2 separate regions of the Homo sapiens genome follow, and region 1 is linked to region 2. A link is an interaction called in ENCODE POLR2A ChIA-PET data of the cell type or tissue named here. Cell type or tissue: MCF 10A. All regions are shown on one strand. Each heading gives the region's core, and the rest is flanking DNA. Links, peaks and the distances in the headings are about the cores only. Region 1 overlaps HSD17B12 (hydroxysteroid 17-beta dehydrogenase 12). Region 2 overlaps HSD17B12 (hydroxysteroid 17-beta dehydrogenase 12).

Region 1 (5,389 bases), core at 281-5,280, 64 kb before region 2:
AATTATAGATATTATATTTAAGTTGACATTGCAGAGCAACATGATCATTGTTGATACCACGTTTGTCCAAGAGGTGATATTTGAAAGTTTTCCACAGATGGCGTGAAGAGTTACTTAGTTTAAATGATTTGGGGAATGTCTGAAGTTCACAAGTGTCAAGCCTTGGCATTATATTTCATACTGTGATAATATCAGAAGATATATAGCTATTTTTAAAATTAAAGTTATCAAACCAGTTTTAATTTGGTTAGGGATTTACCTTAATTAGGAGTGTAATGTGAAACTTGGATTCTTATATAACTCTGAATTTATTTACCAATATTAGAAATGTTTCAAAAGTTTATGTTAGTACATTTTAAAATAATGACTAGTTGTTAGCCAAATATCTGAATTTTAAAAACTATCACTGTTTGAGCTGGCCATTTCTGTGGGGAATGATTTGTCTGAGATTGCCAGCACATTTAAAGCCTCAGAAGTTTTGTCCTTGTCTAATAATTTTGAGTTTTTTTCTTCTTAGATTTAAATAAGCACTTACTAAGTCTCTATAAGCTATCCAGAACAGGGGCTTTTCCAAATTTGAAAGAGAGAATTGATGGGCAGTATTGTTCACGTCTTCTGTATCCTTATTGGTTTCCTTTCCACTTTCTCCATCAATTATTTTGAGAGGGGCAATGAAATCACCGACTATAATTATGGATTTGTCCTTCACAATTTTTCTATTTATCTGTTATTAGGTGTATTAACATTTAGAGTTGTATGTCCTCTTGATGAATTCACTCTTTATCATTATGGAATGACCCTCTTTATTCTTGGTAATAATCTTTGCTCTGAAATCTACTTTGATGGAAATTTACTTTGTCTAGCTTTCTTTTGATTAGTGTTAGCATGGCATTTCTTTTTCCTTTAATCTATAAGTGCTTTATATTTTAAATGGGTTTCTTATGGACAGCATAGAGTTGATCTCGCTTTTTTATCTAAATTGATGGTTTCTGCCTTTTAATCGGGGTCCCCAGACCATCTACATTCAGTGTCATTATTGATTGAGCTAAAACCTACCAATTGCTTTTTGTTTGCTATTTATTCTGTCTGTTCTTTGTTCCCTTTTTCATTTTTTCTGCCTGCTTTTGAATTGCATGCTTTTTATAATTCTAATTTTATTTCTATCCTCGGTTTGCTGACTGTATATCTTTTTTTCTTTCTTTTAAAAGTCTTATATTTACATACATATTAACATTTCTGATGCTCTTCATTCTTTTATGTAAATGATTTCAATCAGGAATCTTTTATTTCCCTTTTCCCCTGTCTGAAGGTCTTCCTTTAACATTTCTTGTAGTCTGGTCTGCTGATGATTCATTCTTTTTGTATATCTGAAAAAAAAACCCTTTACATTTGAAAGGTATTTTCTCTGGGTATAAAATTATAGATAGATGGTTTCTTTTTGTTTTCTGGTACTTAAACTACTTTGCTTCACTGTCTTCTGGCTTGCATTGTTTCTGATAAGAAGTCAGCTGTTATTCTTACCATTTTATCACCATGCATAATGTGAGGTTTTTCTCTTTTCTGGTTACTTCTAAGATTTTTCTCTTTATCACTTAAGTTTTTTTTTTTTTAATTATTATTTTGCCTCTTCTTGTAGTTTCCCTACTTGGAGTTTGTTAAGCTTAAATTTAAGTGTTCATAGTTTTCGGATAGTTTCTTCATCTCACACTCTTTTTCTGGGACTTTAGTTACGTATATATTAAGTTGTCTTAACCCACTGATGCTGTCTTTAGTTTTTATTTGAGTTTCTTTTCTCTCTGTGTTTCATTTTTGGACAGTGTTTATTTATATGCCTTCACATTCACCAACGTTTTTTTCTGCAGTGTCTAATCTGCTGTTAATTCTGTTAGTGTATTTTAAATCCAGACATTGTCCTTTTTCTCTCTGTATTAAAATTTCTGCCAATTTTATATCTTCTACACCTTTTCTTTTTTTGAGACGGAGTCTCACTCTTTTGCCCAGGACGGACTGCAGTGGCACTATCTCGGCTCACTGCAAGCTCTGCCTCCCGGGTTCACGCCATTCTCCTGCCTCAGCCTCCCGCCACTACAGGCGCCCGCCACTGCGCCCGGCTAATTTTTTGTATTTTTAGTAGAGACGGGGTTTCACCATGTTAGCCAAGATGGTCTCGATCTCCTGACCTTGTGATCTGCCTGCCTCGGCCTCCCAAAATGCTGGGATTACAGGCGTGAGCCACCGTGCCCGGCCTCGCCTTTTCTTAACGTGCTCACTCTCTAGTTTCTTGAACATATAGAATATATCTATCATAATTATTTTAATGTGTTTAGTGTTTTGTCTACGAGTTCCTCAATTAGTAGACTACTAATTAGTAGACAGACTTGACTGCTGGGCTCTATCTGAATTCCTCTTCTCCTCATAATGGTCTAGAAAATCTCTCCAGACTATAAGCTAGGGTCATAGGGCTCACCTCATTTGTTTTCTTTCTCTTAGGGACTTCTGTCATGCATTCTTTATTGTCCAATGTCTGGAAACCATTGCTTCATATATTTTGTCCATTTTTGTTCAGGCTGGTCAAGTGATGTCCAGTTTTTTAGTTTAAGGCCAAGGAATAAATCTAGTCTCTGTTACACCGTCATGGCCAGAAGCAGAAGTCCCTCTCCCCTCCTTTGTTAACCATCATAGATTTCCTGGTAAATATTACCATCATTGCATGTGTCCATAAATGTTTGGTCTACATCACACTTTTAAAGAGAGACAAGGACACAATTCTTTTGTATTTCGTTGTACCAGGCCTAGCATGGTTTAATGGGTGTGGGCACTTAGTAAGTATTGTTTTGGTGACTGAAGAACTACTGTGAAACTTCCTCATGTTCTTACTCTTGCACAGAAAGATATTTTGAAATTTAGCTTATGGTCCAATTTTGGCACACATGGTTTTTTAAGCCAATATGAGACCATGTTGTAAAACTGTCTAACTAAACGTTTTCTCTAAGTGTAGCTTATTTCAACTTCATTACTGTTTGTTACCAGTCGTTTACTCTGATAGAGAAAAACATCTGTAATATGGGTGGATATTTTGTTAAAAATGTAGCATACCCACCAATTAGTTGGCCCAGCTAAATTAGCATGTGTTGGTCTGCATCTCCAATTAAGGCAGCTGCTTGAATGTTGCTGTTCTACAGCTGGCATTAGGGATGTGGGAGTGTACTCCACCGTGGCCAGACACTAGCTGTACCTCTCAACATATTTGCCTATGTTTGTATGGTTTCTTTAAAACAGTAAAGGGTCTTTCCAATTGGATTATTGATGGTTCAGTGACTTTTGTGTAAAAAAAAAAAACACTTTTTTTGGTTGGGAAATGTGGGACCAAGGTGTTATTAAATGAGTACCATTTAAGTAGAGAATGTTTCGCCTCCCACTTTTAAAATTTGGTTGTTGTTCTAAGTGGATAATTGGAATTTGAGGTACAACCTTCAGCTATAAAAGAATTTGTAGAATGGCATATTCTTGGAAACATTTATAAAATTTAGTAGTTTTATGTGGGGATTGCTTCCTTTCTTATCATGAAAAGAAAGTACTTTGAAACTTTTATTGAAAAGGTTCACTTTAACTTGATTTTTCCATCAAGTGAAGTTAAATATTTTCTTGTCAATTACCAGTTGTTTTGATCATCTTATTTTGCCATTATTTATTAAATGCATATTTTTGTTACATGCTAATTTTTAAAATAACTACAAACCAATTAGGTAATTTAAATGACCTAGCGTTATGTCTAATACTAGAATCAAAGAGAAAAGGAATTCATTAACACCAATAGGAATTTTCACATATTTGAATTATTTCATTTCTTTGCTATTAAAAGCCAATAGAATTAATATTTAACAACACCAGGCCACTAAGAATAGAAAAAATGATATGGAATCAACTTTTAATGTGCTTTCATTCTGTTTAATGCTGTAGAGATGTACAAAATCTAAGACGCAATCATTCTGCAATACCTGATGAAAGTATTAAGTCACAGATGTAAATACATTTAACTTTTATGGAACACTTAATCATATTCAGGCATGTTTGGAAAACATACTCCTCACATGATTTAAAAGGCATCTCTGTTTAGGAACTGCTGATGGATCAATACTCTCATTTTATAAATATGAAAACGAAGTCTGGGGAGAGACCAACTCACATCCAGTGAATGGCACAACTAACTGAGTTCTAATCTTTGACTTCTTGTGCTGTGTTCTCCGTGACTCCATGCTTTTAAGTGTACTTTAAGTATTGTAGGTGGGTAACTGAATAACTTTTGGAAGGTGCATCCCCAAAACGTAATGTCAGAATTACATCACATCAACAGATAAAACACAAACTAAATTAAATTTGCAGCATGACTATGTTTGAATGCAATTGCCTGTTGGAGTTATTATATTATTTAATTGATATATACAATAATTTTTCCTTTTTAAGACATAGCCATGCCCTTGTATTCATTTATTTAGAGACAGAGTCTCACTCTGTACCCCAGGCTAGAGCACAGTAGCACAATCTTGGTTCACTGCAGCCTCTGCCTCCTGGTGTGTCCAGAGTTGGTTCCTTCTGGTGGGTTCTTGGTCTCACTGACTTCAAGAATGAAGAAGCCAAAGAGGTTCCCCTTGAGTGTTATATAGCGCTTAAAGATGGTGTGTCCAGAGTTTGTTCCTCCAGATGGGTCCAGAATTTATTCCTTCTGGTGGGTTCATGGTCTTGCTGACTTCAAGATTGAAGCCACAGACCTCACTGCGAGTGTTACAGCTCTTAAAGGTGGTGTGGACCCAAAGAGTGAGCAGCAGCAAGATTTACTGTGAAGAGTCAAAGAACAAACATTCCACAGCACAGAAGGAGACCAGAGCGGGTTGCCGTGGCTGGCTCTGGTGGCCAGTTTTTATTCTCTTATTTGGCCCCGCCCATGTCCTGCTGATTGGTCCATTTTACAGAGTGCTGATTGGTCCATTTTAAAGAGTGCTGATTGGTCCATTTTTACAGAATGCTGATTGGTGCATTTACAATCCTCTAGCTAGACACAGACTGCTGACTGATACATTTACAATCCTCTAGCTAGACAGAAAAGTTCACGAAGTCCCCACCAGACTCAGAAGCTCAGCTGGCTTCACCTCTCACCAGGTTCAAGTGATTCTGGTGCCTCAGCCTCCCAAGAAGCTAGGATTACAGGGGCCTGCCACCACTCCTGGCTGATTTTTGTATTTTTAGGAGACACAGGGTTTCACCATATTGGCCAGGCTGGCCTTGAACTCCTGACCTCAAGTGATCCGCCTGCCTCAGCCTCCCAAAGTGCTGAGATTATAGGCGTGAGCCACTGCCTCACTGCCTTAAATATGCTGGCCCCTACTGTGTA
Region 2 (5,389 bases), core at 302-5,301:
AGGCGCCCGCCACTACGCCCGGCTAATTTTTTGTATTTTTAGTAGAGACGAGGTTTCACCGTTTTAGCCGGGATGGTCTCGATCTCCTGACCTCGTGATCCGCCGCCTCGGCCTCCCAAAGTGCTGGGATTACAGGCGTGAGCCACCGCGCCCGGCCACTTTTGTCTACTTCTTAGGAAAGAATTAAAATTGTTCGCTATACACTTTTGGAAACAGTCCCAATGGGGAAGAAAATGGGTCTGGAAATCATGTTTACTACTACTTGTCTAATATTCTTAACCACTGAACTTGCAAGTTATGGTAACCTTTTTTTAGAAGTGTGTTAAGAGGAACAAAAATTTTTCTGGTGCAGCAATTATCACCTGCAGATGGCCTAATATTAGCATTGAGTTAACTCCAGAAACAGCCTGTGAGCTGTGAAATGGAGTTCAGATAGATAGTGACAATTCACAGAAATGCCTGGTATATTCATATAAATAACCAAATATCAAGATACCAGCTGATGCTTACAGATAACTCTACTAATAACTTAGCTAAAAATCCTATAAAAATTTGGTGTTAAAGAAAATTTAATTTGATCTGAATATAACGAAGCCTCTTAACTAATGCGTAGAATATTAACGATTTGTATATACATACTCATATAAAGAAGGCTTGAAATTCAATTTATTGTGACTTATAATCTGATTAGAAGGAAAGATAATTTCATTATAGATGAAGGCATTAATCAATTTGATAAAAGCATGCAGATTTCAGGTTAAGTTTTCTCAGGCTTTTCATTGTTATTATTTGACAGATTAAAAAAAGATGTTACATTTTATGACAAGGACAGAGAATTTAGAGTCAGAATGTAAAAGGAGGAGCTCATGAGCTATGAGAAAGAAATTAACTTTTGCAGGGGAGAACTTGTGTCTTTGCTGATGAATCCTCTAGTCGTTGAGCATTCAGCAAATATTTCTGGCCTTTAATAGCCAGGCATTGAAATCAGTGTTTATGTCAAGTTATTAAAACTTCTTGAGTTTTAATTCATATATATAAAGAATATATTTTGAACATGTCCCTACATAAAAGGCCTCTTGATGAAGGAAACATTTAATGTTTAGCATGCCATGATATAATTTTGTAAGTATGGTTTTATGTTATGGGGTTTTGTTTTGTCTCATGATTTTCTAGATAATTTTTGCCATTCAGAAAGCAGACATTTAATATATACATGACATGCATATGGTATAAGGGAAAAAATAGCTCCTGATATTCCCCCATCTCCCTGCCCCCAATATTCCAACTGGAAATAGAAGAGGGACTGTTTAAGAGAGCCAAACAGGCAGTGGCTACCCCTTCTGGACTCCACTTAGCTGCTTTATAGTTAACAGATCTCATTTCCTTAATACAAATGCGCACGCACACACACAGACACACATACACCTGGGTAAAGACATTTTTATTACCAGTCTCCTTCCTTATTCTGTTTCTGGTGATCTCAGAACTTTGGAGAACTGAATTATAGCTTCCCTTCACAAAATGCTGGGGGAACTCTTTATAATACTTTAGCTAAGCATTATGGTCCCTGATGAAATGTGCTAAATAAAAAAAAAAAAGTTTTCAAATACTGTTAGGGTTTTGTATAATCTATCCTTTACAATAAAATACCCACCACTGTTAATATGCCTGATGTACATCTGTACTACCATACAAAGCTGTTCATAATACATCTGGATTGGATGTTCACATAGCAGAATTTACCTTGTTAAATCTGGCTGGCATTTTATTTCTTCAGAATATTTCTAGGAAAACAAAATTCCCTTCTCATCAGAATGCTGTCTACTTTAATTAATATGAAGTATTATTCAAGATAGAAACAACAAAATTTCTATGCTTAGCATGCATTGAAACCTTATTATTACAAAACAGCATCTGTTTCTTAGAGAATTGATGATATCCAGGAGTCAGAAATTCACGTTACAGCCTCGGTATTTAACTGTGAGGTGATTTTGACTAAACCATTGGACTTCTGAACTTTTCTTGGTTAATAATATATCAAAACAGAGTTTAAAAATAGCCCCTCTCATTATATGTATTTAGTCAACAATTATGGAGTCCTTAAAAAATGCAGATGTCACCTTTTCATGTTGGTTACTAGAGATCACATCTTAACTCTCTTTAAGGATGAGTTTTACTTACAGCTAACTAGACCAACAAGAGAAATGAATGTGAAGTTACACTTACTCTTTGCCAACCTACCACTTTATCGTATTCTTTTAAAGACTTTTTTTGGCTGGAAAAGTTTATGTGAGCTCTTGAGGTTAGAAAGCTTAAGTCATCTTGGTAGGCAGGATATTTCTTCTGATAACATATATTCTTTTCTGAGAATGCATTTTGGGAAATGTAGATTTTCACTGTAAATCCTTCATTGTTTGAAGAACTCTGTGCCAGTATTACATTTCAGGCAAGACTAATTTTAGCCAGGTTCATTAAAGTATTCCCTGTGTTCTCTCCAGTAATTTCAGCTGGTTCCTTTTTATGCCCTCTTGACACAGTCACATTCTACAGTGTACAGAAAATAACCTGCTGTCTGTAGAAGTGGTGAATGGTTTCATGATTCCCTTCTTTTTAGTGTGGGTGAGTTTTCTTCACTCTTTTTCTGTTGCCTGCATCCTTGGCCATCATGAATGTTTTGCTTTCTCTCTTGCAGATGACACAATTGGTACTGCCTGGCATGGTGGAAAGGTGAGTCACAAGCTCACATACAAACACTGTGGAAGCAGAGCTCATGATTATTTAGAGGGAGAATCCTTGCTTTGAAAAAATCACTGAAGTGACTAATGAACCAAGCCTCCATGTCTTAGCCACAGAGTGATGTACCAGGCGAGTCACAGTAGAGCATGAGTCATCGGTGGTGGAGGCCTTTTCCACTCGATTCCCTTTTTATTTCTCTCTCTAGGGTTGTAGTGGTTCCTTTAGATCAGGATGAAAAAGCCTGCCTGAGTCACCATCACTAACTCAATTGCCTACTATTCTGAGGGGGCGGATAGAGTTCCTGGGATATTCCCGGGAATACCTTCTTAAAGCTGTATTCTCTCAAAGCCAAAATCAGTGGAGTTGGATGAAGCAAGACCTCTTCCTCTGGTTTTTCACTTTTTACTGGGAGAATGGCTGTTATATAAAGTGATTATAAGATGTCAAACCAACCCTTGGAGGAAAAGGCAATGTCCACTCGCCCCATCTTTGTTCCAGTTTGAATTGGTTCTGCTAGTACATGCCGAATGTCTTCATTTTGATTGAGAAATATGTTGTAGATTTCTGTTATCTGAAATAGCATGAAGTGTAGAATTGTAATTAAGCTGTTTCTTCCTTGGAAAAATCTGAATGATGTCTAGGCCTTCAAAGAAAAGCTGCTAAAAAGATTTGGGCTTGCATCCTGAGCTAGCTCGATCATTTGCTGAATTTAGGGCATCGTAGTCATCTTTTTTTCTGCAAAATAACTATGAGTTTGGAAGAGACCCAGAGGAATCACAGCTTTGAAAAGGGAAGACCCAAGGACCCTACTTCTGTTAGGAAACCTCTATGACCTACTCCAGGCAGGGATTACAGCTTATGTTTATTGAGTATATAGTAAGTGCCAGGAACTTAGTAAGTGTTAACTCATTTAACTTTGATAGCCTCCCACCATTGTACAGATGAGGAAACTGAGGTTAGGAATCCATTTGTTGAGCATCTACAGGGACTAGTTAAGAAACAGTTTCTCAGCAAAGCTCCTTGTAATCCCATTTTATATACACTATTTTGTGTATTTTAATTGTTTTATTTTAGTAACACTTCCCTTTAAAATCTTCAAACTGCCTATTGTTAGGTGCCAGTGGGAGTGGACCCCTGATGGTCAGATATATAAATGGCAGTGGTTAGACCAGACCAGAACCCTAGAAGATGGTAGAGTTGGGGCAAAGTAGAACCCAGGAGGGATTAAATTTGGGCCATCACCTTAATCCTAGTTTTGACATCTGCAGGTAACATGGTATTGGTTCAGAATAGTAAATCTATCCATTAAAAAAGAAACACTTATAAACCACAGAGGTATTGTAAAAGGAATTTTTAATTATGTTGATGAAAACCATATCAAAAGAGATAATGGTTGCAAAATCATTTTACAGCATAAAGTCTTAGAGTCAAAGAGTCACAGAAATCCAGTGCATTAAATTAATTGACAGTAACTTCCCTCCTTTGACAGATGAAAAAATAGAGGCCCAAAGAGATGGAGTGCTATGAAGCTATACAGTTAGTAAATAATACAAAACCAAGAAGCTGGGAACTTCACTGCTATCTCTGTAGACCTGACAGCCATGATCACAGCTGGAGCATTACATAAAGGCAATGCAAAAAAGGAGAGTCCATCCATTCAATAGGCATTCATTTAGTCAAGCGTCTCAAGGATGAGTTGGATCCTTGCCTTTTAAGAAATCAAGTTGAAGCTGGGCGCAGTGGTTCACGCCTATAATCCCAGCACTTTGGGAGGCTGAGGTGGGTGAATCACTTGAGGCCAGGAATTCAAGACCAGCCTGGTCAACATGGCAAGACCTCATCTCTACTAAAAGTACAAAAACATTAGCTGGGCGTGGTGGCACACAGCTATAATCCCAGCTACTCAGGTGGCTTAGGCACAAGAATCACTTGAACCCTGGGAGGCATTGGTCGCAGTGAGCCAAGATAGTGCCACTGCACTCCAGCCTGGGCAACAGAGCGAGACCCTGTCTCAAAAAAAAAAAAAAAAAAAAAAGGAAAGATCAAGTTGATTTTAAACTGAGGTTGAGAAATGGTGGGAAGTTTTCAGAAGCTATGACTGAACCTGACACCACATTACCATTTTGATACGTCTTAAGAGCTAGTGAGAAATATATGTGGATGTTATGAATCAATACTTTTGGTTAGGAAAAGGAACGTCTATGTCTACTTGAATTAAAGAACTTAGTTACTAGATGTGTCAGTCAAGGTAAGCTACCTGCTGAAACATGCCACTCCCAAATCTCAGTGGCTTAACACATAAAGGTTTACTTTTCCCTCCCCTCTCTACCCGTCATTCAGGATCTGAGGCTCCTTCCATCTAGGGGCGTCATCATTTTCTAGGGTCTTGGAGTTCTCTGCATCCAGCTGACAGATGAAAGACAAGAGAGTAAAGATGGTTTTAAGGGAAGTTTCACTTCTGCCCACATTTCATTGTGCAGAACTCAGTCACAGGCTACAACTACTGCACAGAAGGCCAGAAATATTAGCTGTATGCCCAAAGAGGAGAGAAAAATTCCAAGTTAGCAGATCATATTGAAAGCATTCTTACCTTACATATTATAAGTGGTTTCATTATAGCCTGCTCTTTACACCATCCCCAAATGGCTTATTT

What was found. Peaks named below come from ENCODE experiments on the same cell type or tissue, not always from the same donor. Only the 100,000 strongest peaks of a DNase experiment are listed, where the experiment ranks them.
Region 1: POLR2A ChIA-PET joins it to region 2 with 6 read pairs; 2 of 35 experiments call an interaction of 5 or more read pairs at or near these places.

The regions. Positions count from the first base shown.
Region 1 is chr11:43,763,878-43,769,266 of GRCh38, forward strand. All of the region lies in intron 3 of HSD17B12 (hydroxysteroid 17-beta dehydrogenase 12), which reads left to right. Among named protein-coding and RNA genes, the nearest start is that of HSD17B12, 86 kb to the left of the region's middle. In MCF 10A, for the core only: no CTCF peak of the experiment used is centred there; no DNase peak of the experiment used is centred there.
Region 2 is chr11:43,828,284-43,833,672 of GRCh38, forward strand. HSD17B12 (hydroxysteroid 17-beta dehydrogenase 12) reads left to right here. Exons shown (of 11, transcript NM_016142.3): 7 at 2,693-2,727. It overlaps LOC107984328 (a long non-coding RNA gene), which reads right to left. Exons shown (of 2, transcript XR_001748197.3): 1 at 5,327-5,389; 2 at 650-3,307. Among named protein-coding and RNA genes, the nearest start is that of ALKBH3, 50 kb to the right of the region's middle. RefSeq lists an enhancer at 2,178-3,377. In MCF 10A, for the core only: no CTCF peak of the experiment used is centred there; a DNase peak (open chromatin) is centred at 2,828.